Regions from separate parts of the Homo sapiens genome. Here regions 1 and 2 are each linked to region 3. The links are chromatin contacts, found by Hi-C or POLR2A ChIA-PET in ENCODE. All regions are on one chromosome and are shown on one strand. Each heading gives the region's core, a stretch centred on a gene start or an enhancer-like site at or near the end of the contact. The rest is flanking DNA. Distances are from core to core; before and after follow the strand shown. Region 1 overlaps MGARP (mitochondria localized glutamic acid rich protein). Region 2 overlaps NAA15 (N-alpha-acetyltransferase 15, NatA auxiliary subunit). Region 3 overlaps LOC105377448 (a long non-coding RNA gene).

Region 1 (2,700 bases), core at 196-2,695, 290 kb after region 3:
GTTGTGAACTGCCTATGGTGAGGGTGGGGTGTGGGGTGTAACACTCATAGCAGCTGGGGATAAATGTACCCAGTTAAGGGGTCCAATTAAGGGGATCTAGGCAGAGCATCGGCAGTGTCCACTACAATTTCCCAACTTACTCCATAGCCAAAACCTTACATGACCCTGCATGATCTAGCCCACCCTGCCTACCCACTCCCTTTCTCTCTGAGACCATCTCTGGCTACTCTCCCTCTTTTTCACTCCACTTTAGCCACACTGGCCACCTCGCAATTCCTCAAATTCCCAGCAGGATCCTGTTTTAGATCCTTTGCCCTTTTCTGTTCCCTTACCTGGCTGATTCCCCTAACTCCTACCATTAGATGGTCCCTTATATATCTTTCAGGTTTCTACGCAAAAGACACCTTCCTAGTAAGGCCTCTTTTGGCCATCCTATCTAAAATTACAACTTCCACCTCAGACTAACACTTACAATCCTTTTATTTTCGTTACTTTTATCCTTAGCACTTATCAGTACCTAACACACTATATCATTTTCTCATTTGTCTTCTTACCTGGTTCCACTCTAGAATATAAACCGGGAGCACTTAAAACAATACCTATTATGTTGTAAGTGCTCAGCTAATATTTGTTGAACACGTGAATGAATGAAAGATTCCTGGCACAAAGTGCTAATCTTCAATAAATATTGTTTGAACTGAACTGAAACAGAAAATATCTACATAGTCCCCTGTGTAAGTACTATAGATGGGAGAGGGCATACATATTGTTACATGCAGGGTTCTCCATAGATTATATGCTCTTTCTTCAATAATATTACGAAAGCCTACATTTCTCATGTGATGTTATGTACCTGTATGTTAATATGTATTATTTGTACATGCAAATATTAGTGAAAAAAGTAGAAGCACCAAAGCTTTTCTAATTTTATTTGACTCAAACTATATTTTAGACCTACATATCATACAATAAAGTAAGCTGAAAGCATAGTGAAATTAAAGTAAATACAGGTTGTATGGATAGCTCAATTTCTTTAATATAAAATGTAAATTCAGAGATGACTGGGATAAAAGAAAAGTGTCTAGAAAAAAAAACCAAAGATGAAACTATTTAAGCTCTTTACTGCAATGTCATATTCTGATCTCAGACAGTAGAAGAGTAGTAAGAAATGTACAATCTCAAGTCTCTCAGTCCTAAAATCTATCAGTGGATGCCAAAAATCTTCAAGACCCATTAACGTTTTCTAGAAAATAAGTCTTTTTTTTTTTAAACTAAGTGTACTAAAAACACAAAAGCACTTATCAGACACCCTATGGCATTTGTTGCTGAAATGTCTACCGGCTGGAGATTAGCCTTGAGCCGAAGCAGCCTCAGAGCCAACACTGGCTTCCTCCTGTAAATCATCTCCAGCAGAGGACTCTGACTCAGCTGGAGAATTTTCTTCTTCTAGTTCAGCATATTCATCAGAGGTTTCGTTCTTTGTTGTATCTTTATCATTATCGATGGTGACAGCTTCATCCAGGGCAGCATTTGTAACCTCTGGGGTTGTTTCAGGGTTTACTTCCGTGGTTTCCCTCGCCGCTGCATCTGTGACCTCTGGCCCGGTTTCAGCACTGACTGCTGTGGTCTCCGGAGCAGCCTCCACGTGACCTGGACAGGCAGATGCCTCTTTTATGACCACAACTGTAGCACTGGGACTTTCTTCAGCATCTACCACCTCAGCTTCCACTATAAGTTCTTCTGGGGCTTCTGAACTTGCTTTCTCAGTTTCCGCAACATTCTCCTTTTCACCTTTAAGAATTAGTCATTAAGCAAGGTATTAATTTAAAGATCGTGGGAAGGCAATGAAACACTGCGGTCGTTTAAACACCTAAGACAGAACTACATGCACTGATGTGTAACAGTCTTCAAGGTAGACTCTCAAGTGAAACAGCAAAAAAAGAACAATGTATACAGTCTGCTACTATTGTTAGGGCAAAATGAGGTTGGAGCAGGAGGGGGGTAAGTTGTATGCCTAGATAATTGTATTTGCAAAAACTCTCCAGGAGGATTCCAAGAAACTGGTTCTATTGGTTGCCTCTTGGAGGGAAAATGGGGGATCTGCTTTTCTGTAAACTCTTTGAACTTAAAAAAAAACACACTTGAATATATTACTTAGGCAAATATGAAGAATACAAAAATAAGTAGCTATCCTATTCACCTTTCATATGAGACAGCATGGAAGAGTAGCCAAGTTCCTAGCTGGTGACTCAGAAATCACTAATCCTCTCTCAATCTCATTTTTGTCATCTGTAAAATAGGGTATTGATAATATCTACTGCACAGGGTTATTGTAAAGATTAATTAAAATACTGTATATGAAAAGGGGATTAAAATAAAAAGTTCTATGCAAATGCTTATTAGTATTATAAACAACCGCATGATTATATTCAATAATATGTATTGATGATATTCTGTTTCTTATTATTGTCATGACAGGTTAAAACTGATTCATAAGCCCCTAATATCTCTATCCCTAAATAGTGATCATAGTAATTGATAATAATAGCTTGGAAAAAAGTATGGTTTAAAGCAAGAAGTGGCTAGGCATAGTGGCATATGCCTGTAATCCCAGCACTTTGGGAGGCTGAGGCAGGAGGGATCACATGAGGCCAGGAGATCAAGACCAGCCTGGGCAACATAGTGAGACCCTGTCTCTGC
Region 2 (2,734 bases), core at 28-2,527, 340 kb after region 3:
TGAAGGATTACAGTTTGTAAATTATTGTGAAGTGGAGAAAGTCAGGTTATCTGAAATCTGATGGTAAGTTGTAACATCAGATGTAGATGGGTGTGGTTCATTGTGGCTCACAACATACAAGGGGATCTGAGGTAGTTGTTTGAGGTGTGTGTCTGGGTGCTGCTGTGCATGCCTATGAGACTTGTTTTGGCTAGGTGCTGTTTTCTGTGTTCATCTAGAGTTTCTAATAGATGAAATTCATAGAAGCAAACATGAAATTTAAAATGTTAAAAATGCTCCCCATGAATTGTGTTGGAGCCAATGTGTGTTTTCAAAACAAGCAATGTAACAGAATTTACCTGTACATGATTTAACTTAGAGTTGTAGAGATCATATATCCTGTGTTTGAGTAGTTCTTAACTCTGAAGTATGGCTGTTTACTAAGAGCCCTAGTCTTGCATCTAATACCTGAGATAGTGCCACATTCTTTGCCGTCTTAGGTTGCCACTGCCACTAAATGAAAACCAAGGAGACTTAAGCATCTTCCAACTGTTTCTTTGTTAGGGAAGCTTTTTTGTTGAGATGGAGTCTCGCTCTGTTACCAGGCTGGAGTGCAGTCGCATGATCTTGGCTTACCTCAACCTCTGCCTCCCGGGTTCAAACAATTCTCCTGCCTCAGCCTCCTGAATAGCTGGGATTACAGGCGTGTGCCACCATGCCCAGCAAATTTTTGTATTTTTAGTAGAAACGGGATTTCACCATGTTGGCCACGATGGTCTCAATCTCTTGACATTGTGATCCGCCTGCCTCGGCCTCCCAAAGTGCTGGGAATACAGGCATGAGCAACCACACCCGGCCTAGAGAAGCGTTCAGTTCAGTTCAGTTTAGTTTAGGTTAGGTTAGGTTAGGTTAGGTTAGGTTAGGTTAGGTTAGGTTAGTTTAGTTTAGTTTAGTTTAGTTTTTGAGACGGAGTCTCGCTCTTTCACCCAGGCTGGAGTGCAGTGGCGCGATCCCGGCTCACTGCAAGCTCTGCCTCGGCCTAGGGAAGCTTTTGATAGAGGCTAATTCATTTTAAAGATTTCTGTGGGAGACCAAGTGACATTTTAAAACCCAGGAAATAGGCCAGGGACGATGGCTCACGCCTGTAATCTCAGTGCTTTGAGAGGCAGAGGTGGGAGGATCACTTGAGCCCAAGAGTTCCAGGCCAGCCTGGGCAATATGGCAAAACCCTATGTGTACAAAAATACAAAAATTAGCCAGGCGTGGTGGTACGTGCCTGTAATCCCCGCTACTTGGCAGGCTGAGGTGGGGGATTGCTTGAGCGTGGCAGGTCCAGGCTTCAGTGAGCAGTGTTCATGCCACTGCACTCCAGCCTGAGTGACAGCGTGAGACCGCGTCTCAAGAACAACAATAACAACAACAACAACGACTCGGCAAATCTGAGTAAAAGAGAAAAGCAGTACTTTTCTAAACTACCTCCCAAATTAGGTAGTGAGATACGTATACAAGTGCATGCCCAATGGTAAAGCACGTGTATTATTAGTACTTGCTCTTTTGTAGATGTAGTCTATTTTAAACCTTAGCTTTTTCACTGAATTGATCTCATCTTTGGTTTATGTTATACTTACTCTGGGTCTTATATTCTGTTTGATGTTTTTATTTGCTTATTTTTTATTTTTATTTTTTACTTAAGAGAGTTTATATTTTCATTAGTTACCTTTATATTATACCTTTAAAAATCCTCTTAGTCTCTCTCTTTTTTAAAAAAAAAAATTTAGGTTTCTTCTATTTGGTTTATCAGCTTTAAATTAGAGCCATTTGGTTTCATTTTCTTACGTGTGAAGTCTTATTCCAGTTTCTTTTTTTTCTGTCTCTTTTCCTGTGATTTTTTGAAGTTATATTTACTTTGTGAGAGTATGTCATTTTACATACTATTCTTCCTCGTCAATACCTTTGTTTTAAATTTAGTACTACAATATTGTTAAAGATTTACAGATCTTTTCTTGAAGTTCTCAATCACTTCTTGGATAAAGCTCATCATCTAGTAGATTCCTCAGGAATGCTTGTGAAACAATTTCTTAAATTTTTACATGTTTAAATTGTTTCCTATATCCTTGATATTTGAAGGACAGCTTGGCTGGATATAAAATATTTGATTCACATCTACCACCTGTTCTGTCTCTTCTATATGTATGACTTTTCTTTGATTCTTTTCACATCTATTTCTTTTTCATTTATGTGAAAGCATTCCTATTTTCTATCTCTTTAGATCATATCTGTTCTCTCTAGGGCATCTTTTGTAATTTAGTCTTCATTTAAGTTCAGTTTGTTCATGTTTTACAAGTTCCTGTTATTTGTCTACTCTGTTTAAAATTTTGAGTTTCTCATTTGAGGTGTTCTTTTATGTCTGCATTTGTTATTTAATTACTTTAAATTTGCGATGGATATGGTGATATTACATCTTTTCTCTGTAAGCGTTTTTGATGTGTTTTCGTCTGCCCAAGTATTTTACTTTTTATTCCTTATAAGTAATTTGGTATGAATGCTGAGTCCTTTTTTCTGTTCAGGTTGTTTGTGCCAGATTTTATTGTACCAACAATATTGTTATCTTATTTTGTCTTATTTTGGTGATGGGGTTAGGGTGGCCTTCTCAGTCTCTTAGTTCAAGAGCATTCTGATTTGTTGCCACAGTGAAATGTAGTTTTAAAAATAAATTAACACCTCCCCCCACCCCCCGCCATAGTTCTGTCTTGTT
Region 3 (2,700 bases), core at 154-2,653:
TTACAGGTGCCCGCCACCACCCCCAGCTGATTTTTGCATTTTTAGTAGAGATGGAGTTTCACCATGTTGGCCAGGCTGGTCTTGAACTCCTGACCTCAGGTGATCCGCCCACCTCGGTCTCCCAAAGTGCTGGGATTGAGGCCTCCTGCCCGCTTTTTTATATCTCCAAGTGTAACCCATTATACTACTCATATATGGATTATGTGGCCTTCCTATATTCTCTCTTAACACTGTCTATATATCTTTAGCAAAGCATTTATTACTTTCTATTGCAAAAATCCAATTCCATGTGTGTCTTCTAAGTTGACAGTGGACTAGGAGGGAGGAAAGCACCAACAGATCCTTTTCTCCTTTGACTATTCAGCACCTGGCCCAGGTGTTGAGTAAATGAAAGACAGTATGTGTCAAATAAAATAATAAGACTTCACATAATAGCAAAATAAACTCTATTCTCCTAAGGCCTACTCTGAGAGTGAACAGGAAAGATTGGGCACTTGTGAGGAGTTAACAAGTGAACAAACACATTCTCTAACAATGAAATAACAGAGGGCTCTTTAAAATCTACTCTTAGATTTTTTTTTAAGCATTGGAAGGAATGGTAGAGATCATCTGGAGGACTCCACCCAATACTCTGCCCTTTTCTACAGGTAGAAAAATGGAGGTTATAAAATCTCAGCTGGGCAGGGCAGGGTGGCTCATGCCTGTAATCCCAGCACTTTGGGAGGCTGAGGTGTGTGGATTATATGAGGTCAGGAGTTCGAGATCAGCCTGACCAACATGGTGAAACCCTGTCTCTACTAAAAATACAAAATTAGCTGGGTGTGATGGTGCATGCCTGTAATCCCAGCTACTCGGGAGGCTGAGGCAGGAGAATCGCTTGAACCCAGGAGGCAGAGTTTGCAGTGAGCTGAGATCGCATCATTGCACTCCAGCCTGGGCAACAAAAGCAAAATTCTGTCTCAAAAAAATAAATAAAATAAAGACAAAATCTCAGCTGGGCACAGTGGCTCACACCTGTAATCCCAGCACATTGGGAGGCCGAGGCAGGCAGATCACTTGAGGTCAGGAGTTCAAAACCGGCTGGCCAACATGGTGAAAGCCTGTCTCTACTGAAAATACAAAAAATCAGCGCAGCGTGGTGGTGGGCACCTATAATCCCAGCTACTTGGGAGCCTGAGGCCGGAGAATCGCTTGAACCCGGGAGGCAGAAGTTGCAGTGAGCCGAGATCGTGCCACTGCACTCCAGCCGGAGCGACAGAACAAGACTCCATCTCAAAGAGAAAAAGAAAAAGAAATCTGCTTAAAATCCTACGCGTGGTTGGTGACTGAGACATAATTAGAGTCCTAGTTATTGGATACTGTGCCCCTCCCACTCCACATGTGTTGAAAAACAGAGCTGACCAACTGTGCAAGACGGACCCTTCGAGCACTAACTTCTGCTTTCACAAATGCAACTCTCCATTTAAAAATGCAAATCAGAGAAGAAACATCTCATGAGTTCTGCTTCCCTCCCCTCCTCAGTTTGTCATTTATTTGACCTGGTCACATCCGCTTCAGGACCTTTGCATCCTCTCCTCCCCAGTGCAAACATCACATCCCCAGGAAGCCCTTTCTTTATTATTCTCTCTCACACATACCCCGGGCCAAATCAGATTCCCCTCTCTATACCAGCAGGACACCCTGTATTTCTCCTTCATGGGATTTATCACAGCTTGAAGTAACATATTTTTGAGATTGTTTAATTAACATCTGTCTAATATATCCTCCATCAGATTAAGAGTTCATAAATTATGTCTCTAGAGATAAGGGGTATTCTAAAAGCACATCATACCAACCTGGGGGTAGAAATGGGATTGGTGTATTAATATCAAAACTATCCCTTTGAATCTACCCCACCTGCTGCTGTGGGTCCTTCGAACACAATTCCAGACCCCCACCCATCCAGGGTTCTAGGAGTCCCAGCGTATGCCTCCCATGGGCAAACCTGAGCCCTCTCAGCTCTCTAAGACATCTCACATTTCCTCCCTCTGGGGTGCGGCTCCCTGCAGCAATGAGCTGCTGAGGCCTCTGTGCGCTTAAAAGCCACCTTTGTGTTGTCAGATATGGTATCTGGGTTCCAATCACAGAGATTTTAATCAAATAGTTCTTTTGGTTTTTACTCCCAGTCCCTGCTTCCTAGAGCTCAAGACTGGGGTTGGCAAAAAAGAAAAAAAAAGAACTCCCCATCCAATCCTGAAGCAAAGGCTTGGATTATGCTTGGGTGCCTTGACGCCCTTTAATCTTGAGACAAATTCTTTTCCAGAAGCCTTCTTGGTGGCTCATCTAAATAATCCCCAGTACAGCCTACCAAATGAGTCTTCCAGTGACCCCAGGTCCGTGTGCATTAAAGTGAAACAGAAGCCAGGGCATGATAGTGAGACCCCCTCTCTATGAAAGAAAATTTTAACAAGTTAGCTGGGTGTGGTCACATGAGCCCGTATTCCCAGCTACTCAGGAGGCTGAGGCAGAAGGATTGCTTGAGCCCAGGAGTTCAGGTTTGCTATGATGGTGTCAGTGGTGTTCAAACCAGAGCAACTCCGTCTTGAGTGAGGACTAGGAAAATGAGGCTGGGACTTGCTGGGCTGCATTCCCAGAAAGTTAGGTATTCCTAGCCTCTAGGTATTTACAGTTAAGGGAACAGATTGATAACATTTACTAAAC

What was found. Hi-C counts contacts between places; a loop is a spot of excess contacts on that map. ChIA-PET counts read pairs that join two places held with the same protein, here RNA polymerase II (POLR2A). Pooled maps may share reads with other maps.
Region 1: a map with no recorded cell type shows a loop between it and region 3 (10-fold over the local background). The contact joins two enhancer-like sites. A Hi-C loop is called at or near these places in 9 of 37 single-sample maps with no recorded cell type and 5 of 50 pooled maps.
Region 2: a loop to region 3 is called in a pooled map, with 2.5 times the contacts of the local background. The contact joins two enhancer-like sites. A Hi-C loop is called at or near these places in 2 of 50 pooled maps. POLR2A ChIA-PET finds 5 or more read pairs at or near these places in 3 of 52 experiments (H1 and WTC11).

The regions. Positions count from the first base shown.
Region 1 is chr4:139,265,251-139,267,950 of GRCh38, forward strand. It overlaps MGARP (mitochondria localized glutamic acid rich protein), which reads right to left. Exons shown (of 4, transcript NM_032623.4): 4 at 915-1,791. The coding sequence ends at 1,349. Among named protein-coding and RNA genes, the nearest start is that of MGARP, 14 kb to the right of the region's middle. RefSeq lists enhancers at 897-2,096, 1,435-1,764 and a silencer at 1,905-2,004. Within about 2 kb of position 1,446, at least 24 of the 41 ENCODE cell types and tissues checked have a DNase peak (open chromatin) inside an H3K27ac peak, as active enhancers do.
Region 2 is chr4:139,314,139-139,316,872 of GRCh38, forward strand. The region is part of intron 1 of NAA15 (N-alpha-acetyltransferase 15, NatA auxiliary subunit); the gene reads left to right. Among named protein-coding and RNA genes, the nearest start is that of NDUFC1, 13 kb to the left of the region's middle. Within about 2 kb of position 1,278, at least 8 of the 41 ENCODE cell types and tissues checked have a DNase peak (open chromatin) inside an H3K27ac peak, as active enhancers do.
Region 3 is chr4:138,976,213-138,978,912 of GRCh38, forward strand. All of the region lies in intron 2 of LOC105377448 (a long non-coding RNA gene), which reads right to left. Among named protein-coding and RNA genes, the nearest start is that of NOCT, 38 kb to the right of the region's middle. RefSeq lists an enhancer at 1,013-1,834. Within about 2 kb of position 1,404, at least 4 of the 41 ENCODE cell types and tissues checked have a DNase peak (open chromatin) inside an H3K27ac peak, as active enhancers do.